Linked DNA regions of Homo sapiens: region 2 is linked to region 1. Evidence: chromatin loops called from intact Hi-C (ENCODE). Cell type or tissue: MCF 10A. All regions are shown on one strand. Links, peaks and the distances in the headings refer to the core of each region. The heading gives the core; the rest is flanking DNA.

Region 1 (6,970 bases), core at 1,450-6,449:
TTGGCATTCATTTTAAACATAAGTTGAATTTCTTTCATATCAGAAGGAAGGGTAAGTCATCCCTGACACAGTTTCCAGTTCTTCACCTCTTCCCTGTTCCTCAATGTGATTGTTCCAGACATCTCCCTTATATAACTGCCTCCTGGTGACCACTTCCCTGTGGGACAGCTAAACAGAGCCTATTAGACTTGCTCCACTGACCTCCACACCCCATACATACTGTGCAGATATGCCACAGTGACCTCCTCTCAGACACAGCATGCCTACATAGAACTTGTGCCTGCTTCCTCTAAACCCACCAATTAGAACTCCCTGTGGGAAACTTACTTGGGTAACACGACGGACCCCAGTAAAGACTTCGACCCACATGTCTATCTCTTTCTGTCTTCTTCCCAACCGCCAGTTGAGAGTACATGTCCTGGATGACTCCCCTTCCTCCTGCTGGCCCTGAGGTGTGCTGCCCTCTTCTTTCTGGGTCTGTAAATAACATACACTGCTTGTTATTTCATGCCTCCTCTGTGTCTCACCCGACCAACACAACCAAACCTAACTCTCTGCCCAGTCATGGCTCTCCTAGAGAGTGGCTATCTCATACACTGGACACAAGTCAGGCACGAACCACAAAGGTACCTGCCAGTATATTCAAGTTCCCTGTAAGAGGGAAACCTGGTCATGAGTTAGACACTTAGGTTAGACTGTCCACCGGGATAAAGAAGTATCACGTAAAGCCACTTTGTAAGCATCTAAGGCCATCTCCCTTGGATCTCCACCAGGGCAGAGCTAGAGTTTCTAGCAACTCTCCAGAGAGAGACCACAATACCAAATTAGAGGAAAATACAACATCCACTGTGCTTCATTCTTAGCCTGCATTTAAAGCCCCCTCCTTTCCTCAAAAACTTAATTGGAACTCTTACGTTTTCTCCTCCATACCCTTTGATAAAATCTTCTCCCAAAAAAAGGAGCTGATAAACTCATTCACTAATAAAATTATTAATGACCACTCCAGAATATAACTGTTTCCCATTTAGAAAGATGTTAAGAAGCTTTAAAGAAAGAAAATTCTATTATAGGATATGGGACAATAAAAAGAAGGACAAAGGGTTTTATCACCAAAACATGCATTTACATAAAACCCATTTCAAATAGAAAAATTAATGTTCCTTTTTTAACCTTGTTTCTGTTTCTTCAATAAAATCCTCCCTCCTCCTTAATATCATTAAGGAGGATATCTTAATGAATACCTTAATTCACTGAAAAGGCCTTCTCCTAAAAATGACCCCTCGACAGTTTGTTTCATTTAGTATTCATCTACCAATATTAGTCATATTAATCTACATAGGCTAGATTATGCCTTGACAGCACAATGACAAACTCGCAGCAGTTTTACACAAAGTTTATTTCTTGCCCATACAATGTCCTATATGCATTCAGAAGCTAATTCCAAATGGTGATTTAGAAATTCAGTCTAGTATCACCTTGTGAATCCATCATCTCAACATGCAGCCTCCACAATCCACATGGCAAAGGGCTTTGAGTCATAAATGACACATATCACCTCTACTTTTAGTCTACCAGTTAGAATAAGCACATAGCCCCAACATAATTGCAAGGAAGGCAGAAAAAAACAGCTTAAGTCTGGCTCTAAAGATGAAAACAAAACAGGACTAGGTGAACATGTAAGCACTGCCTCTGTCACAATAAGATATTAACTGTATGTATAATTAACTAACATGTGCCTGTAGGTCTTTATCTGTATTAACATCTTTGATATTCACAACTAACCCAAGAGATAGGTATTATTAATATCATCTCCAGTTTACAAATAAGGAAACTGAGGTTCAAATAAGTTAAGTAACTTACCTAAGTGTGTAAGTGGGCTAGCTGAGATTCAAATCTAAGAAGTGTGCTCCAGAATACATTATGGCATACGGCTTCTCAAATATACAAGACACAGTTAAGGACACTGGCCCTCAAATATGTGTAGAGCTGTCATATGAAAGAAGGGTTTAGATGTAGTCTATAAGTCTTAAGAACACAAAATAAAGACGTAATACTGAGATTAAAATGTAAGCAGAGTATTTCTGAGTACCTCCTATCACCCAGGCACCATTCTAGATATTGTACATATATCCTATCCATGCATCAAAACACTTCAAATGAGGTGGGTATTATTATTCCAGTTACACAAATGAGAAAACAGACTCAGAGAGACTAAGTAACTAGCCTAGGGTATTACACAGAGCCAGTATTTAATCCCAAATCAATCTGGCTTCAGAGCCTAAGCAATTTTCCACTATATCTCACTGTTAGTTATTCAATATAGACATAGTAGATGCAAATCCCACTCCATAAATCACAGGGGTAAAAAAAGTAATATAATTATTTTTATTTTTTTCTATGTCTAAACAATTTCAGTTGTGACCCCAGTTGAGAGGCAGAAACTTAATCTTGGCACATTTCCTCTCAGGTCTTTCTGCTTTTTTAGCTTCCGTCAGTGGGTGGGGTAAGTCATGGTAGGGGGAAGTCCACTCTCCTCTAGAATTTATCAAACCTTCCTAGGGGGTTCAAATACAATCCCACTATCTAGATTCATTCAGCCCCCTACCCAGCTCTCCTTCCTCTTCTAGTCTATAAAATCTTTTTTCTTGACTTTTGTTTTTTCAAACTCAGTCTTATAGCCAGATTCAGGCTTTGTAATTTCTGAAATTCAAAAAAAAAAAAACAGACATTTGCCTCTTTTTTACATCCTGCTGAAGTATCCTTCCCCTCCCCTTATAACCAGAAAAAGCAAAGCCGTCAGAAGGTTGCAGAAAATAACAGGGACACAAAGCACATTGGTTAATGTATCATGATATCTCCATGTTATGTAAGGAAGGCCCTTCAACAATTAATGTTGCTGAAAATGAAATGAACTATATGAGATCATGAACCTCCCAGTCAATACAAAATGTATCTAAGAAAAGAACTGCTGGTCATGTAGCCAGAACATTAAAGAGGTTTAAAAGATACATATGAATTGGGAGTAGGGTATAGTGATTGGATCTGGGATGTTTTACCTTAATGGATAGAAAAAAATAGAAAGAAGGGAAGGAGGAAGACAGACAAACCCATAATTTCAAGGGAGCCAGAACAGAATGGCTGATTTTCCATGTAAATTCAAATGAAAGAGGGTAGGAAGAGACAGGTTACCATAAATCTCAATATTGACAAGAAGATAATTAAGGAAAAATATGTATAGAAAGTAAAGGAATAAATCAAGAACATCCAAGAATATGATTTCCTAAGATCTCCTGAAATAAAATGAAGTGTACCCTCCACGCTGAGACAAGAGGAGGGAAAGGTAAGGGAGCAAGGTGAAGGTGTAGAAGATTATCCCAAAAATGCAGTGCTGCAAAAACTGACTGAAAGCTGCCACTCAGTGACACCTTGATTCTGATCTAAAACCACAGAGCCCTTCCAGGAAAGAAAAGGCAGGATGAGTCATGTGAGAAGATAAGAAGCCATTGCCACCAAGGCATTTACATTTATCCCTTCCACAGCCTAAGGAATACATCCGGACTTTTTCTAATAATTTTCTCTAAACTTCTGTCTGAGATCTAATAATGAAATAATAATAATAATAAATTACTTTAAAGCACTCCCAGAGGCATCAGAATATATGCTGAGCCACATTAAAATGCAGCTTGGAGTTATGTAAAGTATCACATTAAAATTTAAAACCCTTCAAAATTCAATCTTGTTTAATTTCAAAGCTATATCTCAAATCAAAAGGCACTATGGGAATTGAAAGAGAAAAGGGAGATAACAATATTCTATCTCCATTAATGAGAGAACTGAGGTAGGAGGGAAGGGGGGAATCTACTGGATATTTTTAACGACAGCTTCATTTGTGACATATTCTAAATTTCTGTCTCTGTCACAATGCAAAGACAAGGGGATCATTCTACTTGTTGTTTCTAACGTCACTGTCATCAGTGAAGACTAATGTTCAAAAGCTGTGTTTCTGGCCTTGACCTCTGTGAAGCCCCAGACCTACCTATCAAACTGGCTGCCGGTCTTCCCTCCCCTTGGATAACATCCCACAAGCAGAACAAATTCAATTTGTCTGAAACTGAATTGATCATCTTTTTCCCCAAATCTGATCTTTATTTGCCATTCCAATTACATATACCCAACAAAAGAACCTAAGAGTCACCCTTGACACTTTTTCATCCTTTACAATGAAACTATCACTCATTTTACCTCCTAAATTGGTCTCCTCAATTAGTCTCCTCCTCTTTATCCCTCTGCCATTTGCTCTTTCAGTTTAGCCCCTTATCATCTCTCCTCTGAACCCCTGGCACCAGCTTCTTGATATGTCTATTCCTCCTTCTCCCTTGTCTTCCTGAGCACCAGCACCAGAGTGATTCTTAAAAAATGCAAATTTGATCTTGTCACAACCTCAGTATAGAGCCTTGAAATGAATGGCCCCCATTCTTTATAGGATATAAGTCAAGTTTCTCAGCACGACAAAAAGGACTTCCATGGGCTGGCCATTAACAGCTTCCCCTCCTGCCACTTGCCATGTCACAAACTGCAATTAAGCAAGCCTGAACAATTTGCAGTTACACTTGTTAGGCAACTTCATACTTTATCTTCCCTCATGTACTTCCCTCTGCCTGGAATGTGCGCCCTCTCTTCAAGGAGCCACAGTTCAAAAATCCATTGCTTTACCTCCCTGACTTTGTGCCACCCCTCACTCCTCTCCCGCTGAATGAGAGCAAGTGCCCTCTACCTTACGTGCAGAGGAACCAGTCATGCCTCTAAAGCACCCATCGCACCCCATTTAAATGTCTATTCACTCATCTGTTTTCCTCATTAGACTGTAAATTTCTAAAAGAAGCTGCCTTCTCCACTCACAGTGCCTGGTATGCAATAAATGTTCATTGAACTGAACTGAATTTTATTCATTAAGTGCCTCAATTTCTGCTTTATACTATCTGTAACATTTTCTGTTAGTTTCTAATATAGGCACAAGTGGGGAATTTATAGTAAATAATAATTTGTATGCTCAATTTAACAGGAAAATGGAAAGGAGCTTTTACTAAAGTGTTCTCCAGGTCAGCAGTGCATGGTGCCAAGTACATACTTTCACCATGTTATTTAATATGTAATATAGCCATGCATGTTAAGCAGTGGCTATAGTCTGTTTTCACAGAGAAGGAAACTACAGCTTAGAGGGGATAGTAAACCCTTCCAGGATTTTCTAGCTGGAAAGGATGGGTTCATATTGAAATATAGGTTTTACATGTATACACTAGTGCTTCTCAGGTAAGAAAGAGAAGAACACAGAAATTGAGCAAAAAGAAAAGGCAATACAAAGAATAAATAAAAGAAAATTTTCTAAGTTCTCCTCCAGTCTCACAACTTCCTCTTTTCTCCACATCCCTCAGCAGAATATGTGACTCTGGGTAATGAGGTCACTCTAAGACCATGGCTGTTGCTTAGAACACAGCGGTAAAGGAGAGTTATGGTTAGCAGTTCCATAAGGTTAGGCACTAATTAGATTCATTTATCTAGACATCTGTCCACTAAACCCTTGCAACCTATCTCACAAACACATGGACCAGGAAAACGTGTGGAAGCTCAGGTTAAATCCATCACCATCCTTACAAATACAACTGGAAGTACTAACCTTCCTAATGGTGCTTCCACATTTTGGTATTTGAAAGATACTATAAAGAGGTACAAGGCTCAGCTCTGCGAATGGAATGCAAAATAGAATGCCTAACTAGAAAAGTGAGGCCAGATAAGTGTGAGGGTTATTTCTTGTGTTCATCCCAGAGGATGAGAACACCTCTCCTCCAGGAAATGGGTGAGGACAAACTGCCTCTCACACGACACCCACATATATTCTAGGTTTAGGGACACTGGGAACAAATGGTGGACATTGAGAACTATGAGGTGGTATGAATCAGGGCTTCAAGCTCAGGAGTAAGGACTAAACCAAGTCCAAAGCCTGACACTTCTAGAAGTCCTGCCTAGTAGTGTGGAGCCATAAAAACAAGCCTGGCCTAGTCAGTGGAGGTAATCTAGTACCAATAAAAATTGCTTCTGCTGCTAAACAATGTTTGGAGCTCATCACTCAGAGAGTTAAAAGGGCTACGATTCAGGGACACCAGGCAAAGAGCCCAACATCAGCAGCCTTGAAAAAGACAAGGAAGAAAAAATGTAGCAGCAATTCACTAGGCATGTGACTTGAGATTTGGCAGGCTGCCTTGGCAGGGCTGGACAGTCTGTGGGCAGAAAATTCACATATTTTTTTCCTGCAGCCAGAAGCCAAGAAGGCACAGACAGACGAATACCAACTCAGATCCTTCAACAAGCTAATAATCAATAAGACCTTCCTAAGGAGAACAATGAATGAATAACCACAACTTTCATCTGTTTTACACATGCATATGACTGATCACCATTACTCCAACTGGGCTTTATTACTTTTACAACCTTAAACAGTTCTGTAATATATTAATTGGATATCAATATGCAACCAATCCAAGTTTTCTCACCTGATAGGCAGACTGCTAAACAAAGGTCTGAAGCAAAAGCAAGGGACAGAGTTCAGCTCAAGTCAACCAACGTTAATAGGGCATGAATTAAGACACTGGGCCAAGAGCAGCTAATACAAAGATGAATAAGGTATCTTTGAGGAAAGTACAGTATACTGTAGGAGGAAAAAAAGCAAAGAGAATGTCAATATAATATCCTAATTGCTGGCACAGTATGTACATGATAGTGTATGAAGATCACTAGCCAGGGTTAAAAGACCACAAGCAAAGCAAGCAAATGTCAATTAACCCCTGTGAGGACTAAAAGGAAGAGTTAAAAAGCTACCCTAGAGATAATTCAGTCTGGAATTCAAATGAGGACACATGTTAAAAAGGGAGTATGACCTGCCCAGAGTCATACAGTTAGTTGCAAAACCTAGGCT
Region 2 (6,970 bases), core at 716-5,715, 48 kb before region 1:
GTGAGCTTCAAATACCATCTGCTTGGCCCCCTTAGTGACCTTATCATAGACTTCCCCCTCCCATAACTTCAACCCCTTTCTCTGCACTGGAGACTTCCTGATAGCATTTAAACATCCTCAAGTATTTAAACTGAAAACAAAATTCCTACTTCCCTACACCCCACAGTCCTCACCAGGGAGGCCCTAGCTCTCTGATACTTCACGTTAATCTTTTTGAAAGCACTCTCTATAGTCTCTCCACAGAATCTATTCCTGCTCCATAGTCTTCAATCTACTTCTGCCCCAATCATTTCTTAAAAACAATTTTCCCTAGGCTTCCCAGATACCTCCTTGTGGCTGTATGACACTTGTAATCATTCTTGGACTCTGGTAAACATCTGACAGAGATGACCCTTCCCTCTTCCTTAAAACACACCTTTCCCTTAGCTTCAGTGATGTTAATATAATTCACTTCTGGTTTTCCTCCCAACTCTCTGGACACTTCTCACTTCCTCTTGCTGTTTTACCCTTTTCCACATGGATACTGAATGTTGGTATTTCTGAAAGTACTGCCTTGATGCCTTATTCTAAACTATCTCCCTACAGAATTTCACTTACCATCATGAATTCAATTCTCATATAAATGCTAATGGCTTTCAAATTTATATCTCTACTCAAAACCTCTCCTCTTATATCCAATTGCCTCCTAGACTTCACCATGTGGCTACCTCAAAGGCACCTCAAAAGTGTGCTTGTCCAAGATCAAACTATTCCTTTGCATGCCCACCTCCCAAATATACTCTGGCTCCTTCCTGATGTTCCCTATGGTTGTGAATGGCTCGAACAGGGCCAAGCTGGGCAAGCCAGACATTTAGAGACCTTCAAGTCAACTCTGTCATCATCTCCCAAACCCAATCCATGATCAAATCTGGCACATTTTACCAACTAAATTTCTCTTGACTCCTGGAATCTGAGTCTTTGCTCTGTTTTCTGTCTTTCCTCTGTCTGGTTTGCTTTGTTCCAAACCTCAACTTCTTTACTTAGTAACCTACTCATAAACCCCAGCTTCTTTACTTAGTAACCTACTCATCATTTACAATAGCTCAAGTGATACCTTCTCACAAGAAAAGCCCTGACCTCTCAGTCTAGGTCAGAGTCTCACAAAGTAGTGTCAGAACACCACCAAGCTTTTAATCATACCTTGCGATTATATAACAAATCCTCATTAGTATACTGTATGGTCTAAGAAAGCACACCATGGGAACTCAATACATACATGTTGCTAAATTGATCTAATCCAATTACTTCAATTTCCACATGAAATATCAGGGTGTATATACATATATATATGTATATATATATAAATATATACACACACCCTGAGGAAATATCAGGGTGTATATACATATATATATATATATATGTATATACACCCTGAGATATATATATATATACATGTATATACACCCTGAGATATATACACACACACACACACACACATACACACACACATATACATACGTATATACATATACGTATGTATATGTGTGTGTGTACATATATATATCAGATGCCAAAAGAGACTTTTAAGACAAACTGCCCTGAAGAATTTGCACAAGGAAGATGGCTGAAAATTGGTTATATAACTTTGAGGACTACACAAAGGGAATAAATGAGTCAGGGGTGAAAGTCTGTAAAGAGGCTTTGTGGAGAGAACTTTTAAATTAGGGCTGCGGTACACTAAAAGACTCACTCGCTCTATTCCCACCTTGGAGGTGAACACACATGAAAGCTGGTGCAGGGTCTTCTTAGGCCTAACAAGAGGGCTCGCTGATGGGACCTCAGTAGAGGAAAGTTGAAGCCGGATATCTAGACTCCTAGAGGGTATCTCACTGGCCATCAGGGAGTCATACTTATAATTCTGTATATAAATTAAGATTTTCTTATTCTGTTTCATTTTTTAAATTCAAAGTGATCAGAAAAGTTGTATAACCTGCTTTAGTTCTCATCTAGGGAAAGAACTGACTCATGAATGAATTTAAAGGTATGCAGAAGACGAAATTAAGTTACTCTGTGAATGTGTCTCATGGTTCCTCTTTAGTATATTGATAGAACTATGTGTAATAAAAAGTTTCTTAGAGTAATAAAAAGTTTCTTAGAGTAAGAAGGAGGGAAATGGGTGTTTTTTTGCATTTTTGATGCTAAAATTTTTTCTATCCTATTAAAAAAACCAAAAACTCTATTTCCTCTTAAAGGATATTTCCATGTTTGAAATTCTAGGCAAGAATTTAAACTTGAATGCTAAATATTAGGTTAAAAATCCACTTAGGCTGGGTGCAGTGGCTCACACTTGTAATCCCAGCACTTTGGGAGGCTGAGGCAGGCAGATCACTTGAGGTCGGGAGTTCGAGACCAGCCTGGCCAACATGGTGAAACTCCATCTCTACCAAAAATACAAAAATTAGCCAGGCGTGGTGGCAGGTGCCTGTAGTCCCAGCTACTTGGGAGGCTGAGGCAGGAGAGTCGCTTTAACCTGGGAGGTAGAAGTTGCAGTGAGCCAAGATTGCACTACTGCAATCCAACCTGGGCGACAAAGTGAGATTTCATCTCAAAAAAAAAAAAAAAAATTTAAAACATCTTACAATTTGCAATATTTACATGTAAAATGCATAATTTAAGAGCCAAAGTGACAGCATTTTGCACTTGAATCTTTTCTTTGTACTTTCACTTCAGTCAACTCCATGAATTCTGAATGACTCTCAGCAATTACATAAAAAGGATATAAAGTGCATGGTCATATTTCCTCTGAGGAGTTAAAGTCATAAATACAGTTGTCTATAATCTTTCTTTAGACTCCTGTTTCCCAAGATTTAAAGCAGAAAGGCATTCACATTATTTCAAACCTCTTGGTACATGTTAGGGGAAATGAAGCTGGCAACAAAGAATCTTTAAAAATCCTAGGAGGTACCATCCACACTACACAGCCAAGAGAACAGACAATGGACATTTTACTGTGATCTGCCTACTACTAGAGTCAAATGACATGAAATCCCCCCTGCAAACTCATCAGAGATTGAACGTTGGATGTTCACAATGGGGACTGGCCCAAGCAATCCAATGGAGATTTCACAACAGTGTTCTCTGATGACTATGAAGCAAGTGCTCATGTTTCAGGATTAGCCCAACTGCCAGAACACTTCCCTCTGGGAATATAATCAGCAAAGCATCAAAAAGACCTTTATGGCACTTTGGGAGGCCTATGTTATCCTTCTGCCTAAAATGTCAATATCAGTGGTCACAAAATGCTTATTAGTTTATATCATCCCATATGATCTCACAAGTATTTCTCACATAAATACATGTAATACAAATTTATATAACCTATCAAATTAAGTTTTATAGTTTATCAGACTGACATGAGTTCAAAAAATAAAAATTGTACACTATCCTCCTTGTTTTCTGAAGGAAACTAAGGAATACCACAATTCTCTAGTGTTGTAGTAGTTTTTTAAACAAATCATTCTCCCTTCATATTTTAACCAAATTTTAATTAGATGAAATAATCTACCTTTATACTTACCATATAATCTTTTTACAAACTGCCATCTCAACTAAAAAAAAAAGTTTGTGTTAGCTGAAATTCAATTATATTTTGGCCATCTACTCAGTGCTAAGTGAAATGAAGAGTAATAGCTGACTAATTTATCAATATAGATGGCTCTATTACATATTGGTCATCTACATTAATCAATTTACAGGATCACTGCCAAGCTTCTACTTCATTTTATGCCATATCACAATATATTTTATGGTTGGTGTACAACGGCAAGCTACCATAAAATTATATATCTTCATTTTCTGGCTGAAGCATTAAACATTCATTACACAGTCTATGTAACATGTAATAGTCTGGCTGTAATATGTAATTGTATTCTATTTCTATGGTACTACAGTTTCCCTTTAGATATAATTTCAGTGCTTTCTCATTGACTTCTCCCCTTCAACCACAAACATTGCTCAGAGACCATCCCAAGGGCAAAGAGCATGCCTTATACTGAACTAATGCACACTCTTTAGATTATCACTCCTCTTTGTCACTTTCCAAAAGATATCTCTCTCTCTCTCTCATATATATATATATAAAATGTGTGTGTGTGTGTGTGTGTACATATGCATATGTGTATATACATATGTGTGTGTATACATGCTTACTTGATTCCTACATGTCATGGCATATATATTACGTGGGTAGCATTAACTCAGCAGTATCTCCAAAAACTTGGTGTGAACTTTATCAGAATTCTCTTCAGCAAGTTTCCTATTATCACTTCCTCCTGACTTCATATCTGGCTATCAGCTTACGTATTCTACTCCATTTAGGAATCCCCTTTTGGGGGGCATTTAGTAACACCAGGCCTGCATTTCGCATGGCCATTGATTAGTGCTGCCCCTTTAGACAAAGCAGGAGCTTTCCACACTGCCAGGATCCCCACCCACTTCCTGTTATTCCACGATATAACCCACTTTACTCCATCATGTTACCTGTCTGACTCCTGTGGGCATTTATGTTTGCAACCCCTTATTTAAAACTAAGCAAGTAATGTGATTATAATTAGCCATAAAGAACCAAGGCACAAAAGCAGAACCAGGCTTTGCAGTGTTATGATGGACATGCTACTATGATTGCTACCACACTCAAAACTGACTTCAGAGAAAGGAGAAAGAAGCAATTCCTTGAACATGAGTCACTATGGTTTATGACATAGGATCTTATTTACATCCTGGCTACAAGTGATTGTACCAGAAATCAGCATTTCACCAAGGAGAGGCTGGACACCTAATTATGAGGTAACTTATAAGATAATATAGTTTGGGAAAGCAAAGAGTTTGGGAAAGCAGTAGCATGTGAAGAAAGAAGAGTCAAATAACTAAAACAGGCATAGAGAGGGATATTACATAATGATAAAACGGCGTGCTGACTCATCAAGAACCTAACAGTCCTGTGTATGCACCTCACAACAGAGCTTCAAAGTACAAGAAGGAAACACTGACAGAATTAAAAGGAGAAAAAGTGAAAAACCTGCAATTATGGTTGGTGACTGCAACACGTCTCAATCATTAACTTATAGAACAGACAAAAACAGTAAAAACACAGAAGACCTGAACAATGAACTTAACATAAATGAAAACTTTAGGATGTTCTACCTAACACCATAGAATATATATTATTTTAAAGTAGACATGGAACATCCAATAAGGCAGAACATATTCTGGACTATAAAATGAACTTCAGAAATTTTTAAATAATTAAAGTTATACAAAGAACATGAGTTAAACTAAACTCAATAGGAAGAAATCTAGAAAACCATCATGTATTTTTTTTTTTAAATCACTTCGGGCCAGGTGTGGTGGCTCAAGCCTGTAATCCCAGCACTTTGGGACGCCAAGGCAGGTGGATCACCTGAGGTCAGGAGTTCAAGACCAGCCTGGCCAACATGGCGAAACCCCATCTCTACTAAAAATATAAAAATTAGCCGGGTATGGTGGCATATGCCTGTAGTCCCAGCTACTTGGGAGGCTGAGGTAGGAGAATTGCTTGAACCCAGGAGGCAAAGGTTGCAGTGAGCCAAGATCGTGCCACTGCACTCTAGCCTGGGTGACAGAGCAAGACTCCGTCTCAAAAAAAAAAAAATCACTTCTAAATAATTCACAGGTCAAAGAAGAAATCACAAGGAAGATTAGAAAATATTTTTAATTATGTGAGTATGAAAACACAACTTATCAAAATTTATGGGGAAGCAACCAAAGCATTACTTAGAGAAAAGTAACAGCAGCATCTAAATGTGCATATTAGAAAAGAAGAAAGGTTTATAATCAATGACCTAAGTTTCCACCTTAAGAAACTTTTTAAAAATTAATTTAAATTAAATCAAATGCAGGCATACAGAAGCAAAGTATCAAGACAGAGTAGAATTCAATAAAGACAGAAAAACAACAGGGTAAATCAATAAAATCAAAATTTAGTTATCTGAGGTCAATAAAATTTATAAATCTCTAACCAGACTGACAAAGAATAAAGAGAAAAGTCACAAATTATCAATTCAGATATGAAAGAAGAGACATAATTACAGATCCTACAGACATTAAAAGAAGAACAAAGAGATATTATCAGTACCAATAATTCAAACAGCTAACAAATTTAATGGTAAAAGATTTTCCTCCTACAGTAAGGAACAAGGAGAGATGTCTGCTCTTGCCACTTCTATTTAACATGCAGATTGTAGTCACTGCAATAAGGCAAGAATAAGAATTAAAAGACATATAGATTGAAAATTTCAAAGTAAAACTGTATTTATTTGCAGATAACACATCTACATTAAAAATTCTTACAAGTCTACAAAAAACCAACTAATTCTAATAAATGAGTTTAGCAAGGTTTCAGAAATCAAGGCTAATATACAAATAGCAACGATTTTTCTATACAGTAGCAATGAATATTTGGAAATTAAAATTTTAAAATGATACCACTTATAATAGCATCCAAAACATGAAATACTTAGGGATAACCTTCAGAAAATATCTGTAAGATCTGTGCAATGAAAATTACAAAATTTTCCTGAGAGAAATTTAAAGACTTTACTGCCTGGAGAGACAAACTGTGACCATTAGTCAAAAGACTCAATACTGTTAGGAGGTCAAGTCAACCCAAATTTATCTTTAGATTTAATAGAACCCAAATCAAATTTTCAGTGAGCTGTTTTGTATAGACAAATTGCTCCTGAAATGTATGTACAAAAGTGAATATTAGAATAGAATAATTTTCAAGAAAAAAAGTAAGTTATAAAGTAATATAGATAAAGTAGCATTGGAATAAGGACATATAGAGAGTCCAAAAATTGATTCATACATAAATGGGCAATTGATTTCCAACAAAGTTGTCAAAGCCATTCAGGGGGAAAAGTTTACTCTTTTTGAAAAACTGCACTGGGGG

The links. A loop is a pair of places that touch in the nucleus more often than their neighbours do. Peaks named below come from ENCODE experiments on the same cell type or tissue, not always from the same donor. Only the 100,000 strongest peaks of a DNase experiment are listed, where the experiment ranks them.
Region 2: a loop joins it to region 1, with 4 times the contacts of the local background. A loop is called at or near these places in 6 of 110 quality-filtered maps.

The regions. Positions count from the first base shown.
Region 1 is chr3:118,981,464-118,988,433 of GRCh38, forward strand. The region is part of intron 1 of IGSF11 (immunoglobulin superfamily member 11); the gene reads right to left. Among named protein-coding and RNA genes, the nearest start is that of IGSF11-AS1, 42 kb to the left of the region's middle. In MCF 10A, for the core only: no CTCF peak of the experiment used is centred there; no DNase peak of the experiment used is centred there.
Region 2 is chr3:118,933,918-118,940,887 of GRCh38, forward strand. All of the region lies in intron 1 of IGSF11 (immunoglobulin superfamily member 11), which reads right to left. Among named protein-coding and RNA genes, the nearest start is that of IGSF11-AS1, 5.7 kb to the right of the region's middle. In MCF 10A, for the core only: no CTCF peak of the experiment used is centred there; DNase peaks (open chromatin) are centred at 3,124 and 4,894.